2 separate regions of the Homo sapiens genome follow, and region 2 is linked to region 1. Evidence: chromatin contacts called from ENCODE Hi-C or POLR2A ChIA-PET data. All regions are on one chromosome and are shown on one strand. The core of a region is the stretch at or near the end of the contact, and the rest is flanking DNA. Distances in the headings are between cores, read along the strand shown. Region 1 overlaps ATP9A (ATPase phospholipid transporting 9A (putative)). Region 2 holds the start of SALL4 (spalt like transcription factor 4).

The links. Hi-C counts contacts between places; a loop is a spot of excess contacts on that map. ChIA-PET counts read pairs that join two places held with the same protein, here RNA polymerase II (POLR2A). Pooled maps may share reads with other maps.
Region 2: a loop to region 1 is called in a map of PC-9, with 14 times the contacts of the local background. The contact joins the promoter of SALL4 here to the enhancer-like site in region 1. A Hi-C loop is called at or near these places in 7 of 168 maps with a recorded cell type or tissue (A673, Caco-2, G401 and 4 more) and 7 of 50 pooled maps. POLR2A ChIA-PET finds 5 or more read pairs at or near these places in 5 of 52 experiments (Caco-2, H1, HEK293T and 1 more).

Annotation. Positions count from the first base shown.
Region 1 is chr20:51,698,792-51,702,895 of GRCh38, reverse strand. The region is part of intron 4 of ATP9A (ATPase phospholipid transporting 9A (putative)); the gene reads left to right. Among named protein-coding and RNA genes, the nearest start is that of ATP9A, 68 kb to the left of the region's middle. RefSeq lists enhancers at 420-920, 921-1,421, 3,836-4,104 and a silencer at 1,132-1,426. Within about 2 kb of position 1,940, at least 3 of the 41 ENCODE cell types and tissues checked have a DNase peak (open chromatin) inside an H3K27ac peak, as active enhancers do.
Region 2 is chr20:51,800,369-51,804,472 of GRCh38, reverse strand. It overlaps SALL4 (spalt like transcription factor 4), which reads left to right and starts at 1,952. Exons shown (of 4, transcript NM_020436.5): 1 at 1,952-2,194. The coding sequence starts at 2,065. RefSeq lists enhancers at 1,606-2,247, 2,891-3,533, 4,049-4,098.

The DNA of each region.
Region 1 (4,104 bases), core at 691-3,190:
TTTTTGAGATTGGTAATAATTGCTATCAATGTGCTATTTTTTCTTTCTGCTGTTACTTTCTTAGGAAGACAAGAACCCTTCTGTTAGGTTACTTCTCCGTATCTTGTTCTTCCCCTTTTTTGCAACAATGTTCGTAGAAGACTCAGAATAGTGGTTGCTGTGAAGTTAGAAATCATGTGTTTTGGGCCCTTTCCACACCCTTACCGATTTTTTCATTCTGGGAGTCAGTTCTGACCACTGAATGCCCAGTGATTCCTCACTTCTAACTTTGGTCTCTCTTTTCTCTCCCTCTTTCTCCCTACCAACTTGAGAGCTCCTTGGAGAGGGACATTTTAGTCAAATACTGACAGCCAAGCCTAGGGCCTGGCTGGTGGAAAACTCCCAGTAAATATGGGAATGTAAATAACAGTATCTGCTTTTTTATCTCTTTTCTTCTTGCTGCTTTTTCTCCTTTTCATTCTGGTTTTATTTGTATTTTCTCTCATTACATGCACACACACACACACACACACACACACACACACACACACGAACACACACACCATGAAGCATGAAGGCCCAAACTATGTATCTATAGATATTTAATTTTTTTTTTTTTTTTTTTGAGACAGAGTCTTGCACTGTCACCCGGGCTGTGGCACGGTCTTGGCTCACTGCAGCCTCCGCCTTTGCAGGTTCAAGCGATTCTCCTGCCTCAGCCTCCTAAGTAGCTGGGATTACAGGCGCCTGCCACCACGCCCGGCTAATTTTATATATTTTTAGTGGAGACAGGGTTTCACTATGTTGGCCAGGCTGGTATCGAACGCCTGACCTCATGATCCACCTGCCTCGGCCTCCCAAAGTGCTGGGATTACAGGCATGAGCCACCACGCCTGGCCTAATTTAACTTTTTTAAAAAATAGAGACAGGGTTTTGCCATGCGGCCCGGGCTGGTCTCAAACTCCTGGGCTCAAGCAATCCACCCGCCTCGGCCTCCCAAAGTGCTAGGATTGGGAGCCACTGTGCCCAGCCAAACTACGTGTTTTTGATCACCAAAAGAAAAGACAACATGGGGCAAGAAGTCCAAATTGACAGCACTCTGCAGTAGCTCAACAGAAGGGGAGAGTCTGGGAATCTGTGTTTGTTCAAGCTGCAGATCCGAGGCTCATCCCCTCAAAACACTGCAATGCTAATGAATGACCGTGGCTAAAAATCCCAAGTGACCTCATGATGGTGTGGCTCCTTGCTTCCTCCCTTAGAGGTGGAGCAAGAGCCCTGTTGGCTGATGGACAGTTGGGTACAGTAGGTGTGTTTGCATGAAGGATTGGCCTGCTGGGGTTACTCAGAAACTGCTCTGCAAACACAGAGGATTAAAGGGGTTTTTGTTGAGGCAGAACAGATGGACAGAGAGAGGCAGAGTTCAAATGAATGGATCATAAATCAGCACTCACTTGCAGAAGGGAAAAATCTGGGTCTGGTCACTTAAAAATTTGAGCTAATTTTAATTATTATTTTTTTCTTCTTAGGAAAGCAACCTTACGCTTAATGGAAAAACAATTCATGTGAAAAATTTGGAAAATATATGTGCCAGAGAAAGCCCTGCTGATCCTTTTAGTGAAATCTCCCTGATTTTGTCCTCTGTCCTGCTAATGTACACACATATACATAGGCAATTATTATTTAATAAGAATGAAAACACATGCTCTTCTATGAGTTAGATTTTAAGAGGGAACCTGTAACTAGAGCTTGAAGATCTGAACCCGGGTGTGATCATTTGGGCCAGGTCAGCAGCATAAATTTTAGTAATAAAACCAAAGACAATGTGTAAATTTATGTTTGGGAAAGTTGGGGCAAGCTCAGGTGAAGGAAAAGTTCATTGGCGCTGAGGGCCACGTTGAATTTACGGTCTTCCTTCAAGTAATACCTTCCTGAGCTCCCAGAAAAACGACAGGTCTGTGTTCATTTTTCCTTTTGCCCCCTAGTGGAGCAAGAAGAGTGGTTCAGGCCATGAAATCGTTCTGCCAATTAGACCGTCTCTTTACCCATTTCTCTCTTTCTTTCGCTCCCTCTCTGTTTTCTATTTTTTGAGACGGAGTTTCGCTCTTGTTGCCCAGGTTGGAGTGCAGTGGTGCGAACTGGGCTCACTGCAACCTCCGCCTCCCGGGTTCAAGCGATTCTCCTGCTTCAGCCTCCCGAGTAGCTGGGATTACAGGCGTGTGCCACCACATCTGGCTAATTTGGTATTTTTAGTAGAGATGGAGTTTCTCCATGTTGGTCAGGCTGGTCTCAAACTCCTGACCTCAGGTGATCCGCCCGCCTCGGCCTCCCAAAGTGTTGGGATTGCAGGTGTGAGCCACCATGCCCGGCGCTCTCTCTTTCTCTGTCTCTCTTTTTTGAGGCAGGGTCTTGTTCTTTTGCCCAGGCTGCCGTGCAGTGGCACAATCTCAGCTCACAGCAGCCTTGGTCGCCTGGGCTCAAGCATTCCTCCCACCTCAGTCTCCGGAGTAGCTGGGACTGTAGGTGCACATCACCACACCTGGCTGATTTTTTGTGTTTGTTGTAGAGACAGGGTCTTGCTATGTTGCCTAGGCTGGTCTTGAACTAATAGGCTCAAGTGGTCCACCTGTCTCAGCCTCCCAAAGTGCTGAGATTACAGGTTTGGGTCACTGTGTCCGGCCTCTTTACCCATTTCTAATCATCTAATTGGATGTTCTCCAGTCTCTCTGTAAATGTATTGACCAAAGCCCAAGACATAATGAAAGGAGGCCAGTGGATCTCTCTCTAGCAGGCCAGGGCTCCGGTCACTGAATTGAGTTTAGCATCACATTTTATGAAAATGAGGTGCCATTAGATGCTAGATGCTCACTTAGTAGGGTGAAATACTCACACTAGGAGAGTCCAGAAGTCTTACCAGCGATCGAGGGTTAGTTCAGCTCGCCATTGTTAGTTGAGTGCTTTCTAGAAGTCAGTAGTGTTGGCCGGGCGCAGTGGCTCATGCCTGTAATCCCAGCACTTTGGGAGGCCGAGGCGGGTGGATCACGAGGTCAGGAGTTCGAGAAAAGCCTGGCCAATATGGTGAAACCCCGTCTCTACTAAAACTACAAAAATTAGCCAGTCTTGGTGGTGGGTGCCTGTAGTCCCAGCTACTCGGGAGGCTGAGGCAGAAGAATCGCTTGAATCCAGGAGGTGGAGGTTGCAGTGAGCCGAGATCATGCCACTGCACTCCAGCCTGGGTGACAGAGCGAGACTCCGTCTAAAAAAGAAAAAAAAAGAAGTCAGAAGTCAGTAGTGTTTATATCAGACCTTTTGATGCCAGTTCTACTTATTGTTTAATGACAAGATTTAACGACACACAAAAATTAGTTAAAAACAAATCTTATGGAACCGATTAAAGAGAGTTGTTTCAATAGGAAAACATTGGAATGCTCTGAAAAATCTCAATGGTAGTGAAATACTTAAAAAATAAATGATATTAAATTATGTTAAAATGTAAAATATGTGAGACACTAAAAGTCTAGAGTTGTGCACTTATATTATTTCGTGTCTTTAAGTCTTTAAGTTCTTTTTTTTTTTTTTTTTTTTTGAGATTGAGTTTTGCTTGTGTCGCCCAGGCTGGAGTGCAAGGGTGAGATCTTGGCTCACTGCAACCTCCACCTCCCGGGTTCAAGCGATTCTCCTGCCTCAGTAGCTGAGATTACACGTGCCTGCCACTATGCCTTGCTAATTTTTGTATTTTTAGTAGAGACAGGATTTCACCATGTTTGCCAGGCTGGTCTTGAACTCCTGACCTCAGGTGATCTACCTGCCTCGGCCTCCCAAAGTACTGGGATTACAGACGTGAGCCACTGTGGTGCCCGGCCTATAATTACTTTTTATCTCTCTCTTAGCTGAACATTTGTAAGTTACATGGGCTTGTTACAAGATAGCAGCATCATAAAGATTTTGTGGTGTTGCTCCTGTATGTGAATTTCACCTATCACCAGAATAAATTCTCTCTTCCTCTCTGGGCTCCCTCACAGGGTGTGGGGCCACCTGGCCCCAACTGGCCCCTTCCACTTTCATCTCTCGCTGTTCCCTGCTTTCCTGATGCTTTACGTCTTGCTGAAGGAGTTCTAGCCTTTGGCC
Region 2 (4,104 bases), core at 703-3,202, 100 kb before region 1:
GGTGTGCATTCATTTAATGCAGTCTGTGGCATGTACAAGGGGCTCAATCAATTATTATTATTACTATCACTTGGAGAGTCAAGCGGCACAATTTTGTCTCGTAGTAAGGCTAACATGTTACAACTATCATCTACTAAAATAAATATAAACAACTATATAAATGAAATTTTCCTTAACCCAATAGTATTTTTTGAGCCATAAACCCACTGCACATTCGTTTAGATTTGTAAGTTAGATCTCCTGCCACACTATCTTACACAGAAAAGGTGTTGAGAATATTAGTAGATTAGTCAGCAAGGCAGGTGCTAATTGGCCTTTTTACTCAGTATCAGAATTCTAAACTGCTTCTATGTATTATTAAACCAAATTCTTACCTTTTCAATCTGGCTGTTGGCTATAATTCTGTCTTACTTGCTTTAAATATTATACATAAAATAAGGCAAGACTTTTTCAGAGACTCAAAAATTGAAGGTTAATCTTCCTTCAACAAGTTTTTACTGATGGCCACGAATATAAAAAAGATGATCAAGCTGATTTATTTTCTGCCTTGGGTTGTCCAAATACCCAGGTGAACACATTGATGAGCCCAGCATTCCATTTTGCTTGTATTCCTGATGAGTTTACAAGCTGGGAACGTGATGAATAACTAATCAAGAGAATGCAATGCACAAATGTGGAGGGAGGGTTTATATCTGCACAGTCCCTTACAATGAAGTAAATGCCAAACAAAGACGCATGCCCAGAGCAGTTATGGAAAGACCAATCAAAGACTTAGCAGGTTGATGATTTCATCATTCATTTAACATTTATTGAGCATGTACATTGTGTAAAGCAGTTAGCCAAATTAAGTATACATGAATTTACGGTATAAATGTGTATACATGTAATATATCATATACACACACACAAGCCCCACTTTAAAAAATTCCAGGCATCATGTGTCAATGATACAATCACTTTGAACGATACACCTTTTCTGTAATAATGTGTGTATTGCACAAAAAAATTCCAATAGTGATTAGTAACAACCAGATACTGTGACAGTGCCCCATTGCCATTCCATGGGAGATGCAAGAGCATTGTCTCAGTAATAAAATATGATGTTATCAGGCATTTATGGCTCCTGGGGAAAAAAATGCAATTGCTTGCTGTTTTGATATTATCTCTGACTATGCTTGCTTATCATTTGCCATTTCTATATTTAGTAGCCAGTCATTTTGAAGTTAAAAAAAAATCAAGGTTTGCATTGTAACCACAAACCAGTCTTTGTGAACAGGAATCCTGGAGGCTATTAATCAGCTTTTAAAGGAGGTAAGTCATGGTGGTGGTGGGGTATCTGAAATTTTGGAAGTTCCGAGCTCACTTTAAGAGTTGAGATGGGTGGGAGGGCTGAAAACACCACCATTCATCATTCTTCAGTTATCTCGAGACTCAACTTAAACATTTTTAATCAAAAAGATGGGAGGGGACACGGGTCACATCTCAGGTTTGGGGGAATGTGTGTGCGTGTAGATGTGAAAACTGAGCCAAAATATTCCACTGTGAAGAGATCTCCCTTCTCGGCTGGTGGACATCAACCTTACCAAGTAATCTTTGGAGCAAGTAACTACCAAATAAAGCCGTTCCAAAACTTCTACGTAAGCTCCTACTTTTTAATGAGTACGCATTTCTCCCCATTTTCTTTTCCTCTCCAAGGACTGAGATAGCTGGAGCAAGGATGGGTCCCCCTCTGATTTCGTCCCCGCCCCAGCCAATCTGAGCCCGGATGCTAATTAGCTGCGCTCCCCTGATGAACACGCCTTTGTCACAAGTAGGCCCGGACTACAAAGCCCAGAATGCCTCACCCCTCCCTGATCAATGAGGGCTTATTTAAATGATCTCTGAGGTCTTGGACCCAGGCCAATCAGCTGTCAGGGCTCATGATAAATCGCAATGCATTATTGATAATAATAATTACTGGGACATGCGCGTTCCGGCCGAAGGGGGGTAAATTTCCCAACTCCAGGAATTTGTGGCGGAGAGGGCAAATAACTGCGGCTCTCCCGGCGCCCCGATGCTCGCACCATGTCGAGGCGCAAGCAGGCGAAACCCCAGCACATCAACTCGGAGGAGGACCAGGGCGAGCAGCAGCCGCAGCAGCAGACCCCGGAGTTTGCAGATGCGGCCCCAGCGGCGCCCGCGGCGGGGGAGCTGGGTGAGTGGGGCTGGGGCGCCCGCCCGGGGAGGGGAGCTTCCCGGACGTACGCGGGATCCTCGAGGGCGCAGGCTTCGGGGAGCGGGCGGCGTCCAGCGCAAATTCAGGAGCCGAGATTTGGGGGCTCAGTGCCCGGGAGGAGAGGTCTCCTCCTCTCCCCACCACCCCGCCTTTTGCACATTTCACACTTTTTTCCTCTTCTCCCCTCTTGTGTAAGTTTCACCCCCAGCTTTCTCCCCTAATTGTAAAATTGACCCCCACTCGCTCCTCTGTTCTCGCTCCCGAAAGGTTCCCTTCTCCTTGTCCTCTGCCCCTCACTTAATTGGTTCCACTCCCCTCACTGGTGTTACCCCCCCCCCTTGTAACTTAGGTCCCCCTCCCTCGCGTCGCTCTCAAAAGAAAGAACCCCGGGGGATCCCCACCCTCTCCACCAGCCCCTTGGGGCTTTTCTTGGAGGCTGGAGGAGGGGCGCACCCCTGGAAGACCCCCCGGAGGAGGACGATCTGTTGCACGCGCCCCTCCCGGGCCAAGTGGGGGGAGGGGGCGCGACCTCTCCCCACCCTCAGGAGCTGGGGTGCGGGCCACCCGCGCTGCGCAGGGGATTGGAGGGCCCAGAGAGGTGGGGGAGGAGGGCTCAATGTTTCCCTTTAAAATTTTTTTCTTTTCTGGATTTCGCCTTTTCTGCCCGGGCTGCGCCGCCTGCCGATCTTCGCCCTAACCTTTCGGGGCCTGACCTCCAGCCATCTTTGATTTCCGACTTCCTAAAAATAACCGCGGCAAGCCCGAGGGTGCGAGCCCCCAGTGGCCGGGGTGGCGGGCGCGCGGCAGCCCCACTGGGGTGCACCGGCCTCCCGTTTTGCGTGGCTTTTCTGGAGCGCTCGGCTTTCCACATTTGCGCTTGGGTGTGAAAGGGGAGAGGTGGGGGGCCAGAGCGAACTCCCGCGGCTGACCTGGCCCACGCTTCCGCGGCCAGCGTTTCCCAGATCGAGGGGAGTTCGGGACCCCAGCCGCGCCAGGAACGGCGGGGCCAACTCTGTTCCCACTTCATCACTTCACCGCGGAGGTTTTAGGAGCGAGGCGGTTTTCCACTATCTCGTCTCCATCCCGGCCCGCCAAATTGTCGCCTGATAAGTTTTTAGCGTGCGCGTGGGGGGAGGGGGGATTTGTAGCCTCCTCTCCGGCCTTGTTCGTCGCTCCGCTCCCCGCCTGCTTTCTAATTTCCCTGCAGCAGACGGGTGTGCGCGGCAACCCCGGAGGACTCTCAGAGACCATCTCTGATACCCGGGGTTTCCCGAGAAGACGGTCGCCACTTTTTGGCTTCCGTATCCCCGCCTTTTTGTCGGAGACTGAATGTAATACATTTCCCAAGTTTATAATACGTCAATAGAATTCCCCGTTTAACATTTTTCCAGGGCAAATTAAAAGGATCGGCTTGACGGAGGGGATGGCTGGGCGTTTTCGGGGCGCCGGGTGGTCAGCGCAGCGCGCACCCGAGGTCCCAGGCGCCTGGAGGGACTCTCTTTGTGCCTTGGTTGGGGGCGGGGTGGGGTGGGGGTTGAGGGGAGCGTGAAGGCTTCGTGGCCTGGCCCACCTGGAACAAAAGGGTTAACCCTCAGCCCGCCTGCTTCCTCCGGAGAGGAGGGGCGAGCTCCTGGTTCTGACCCCTCCCCTGGTCCTACGCTGACCTCCCCTTCCCCCTTCATTTTGGGTGGGCGCACACACGTGGGGCTTTTGGTGGTGTTTGGCACCTTTCGGGAGGGAAGCTTGTTACGAGAGGGCTTCTGAAATTAACGATGGTTGGAGTTTGGAATCAGAGTCAACCTGAGCTGAGCTAAAACCTCGGGCCTGGCCGTGCGCTGCCACTGCGATTTGGGAGGGAGGGGAGTTGGCTATTGATCACCAGGGTTGTC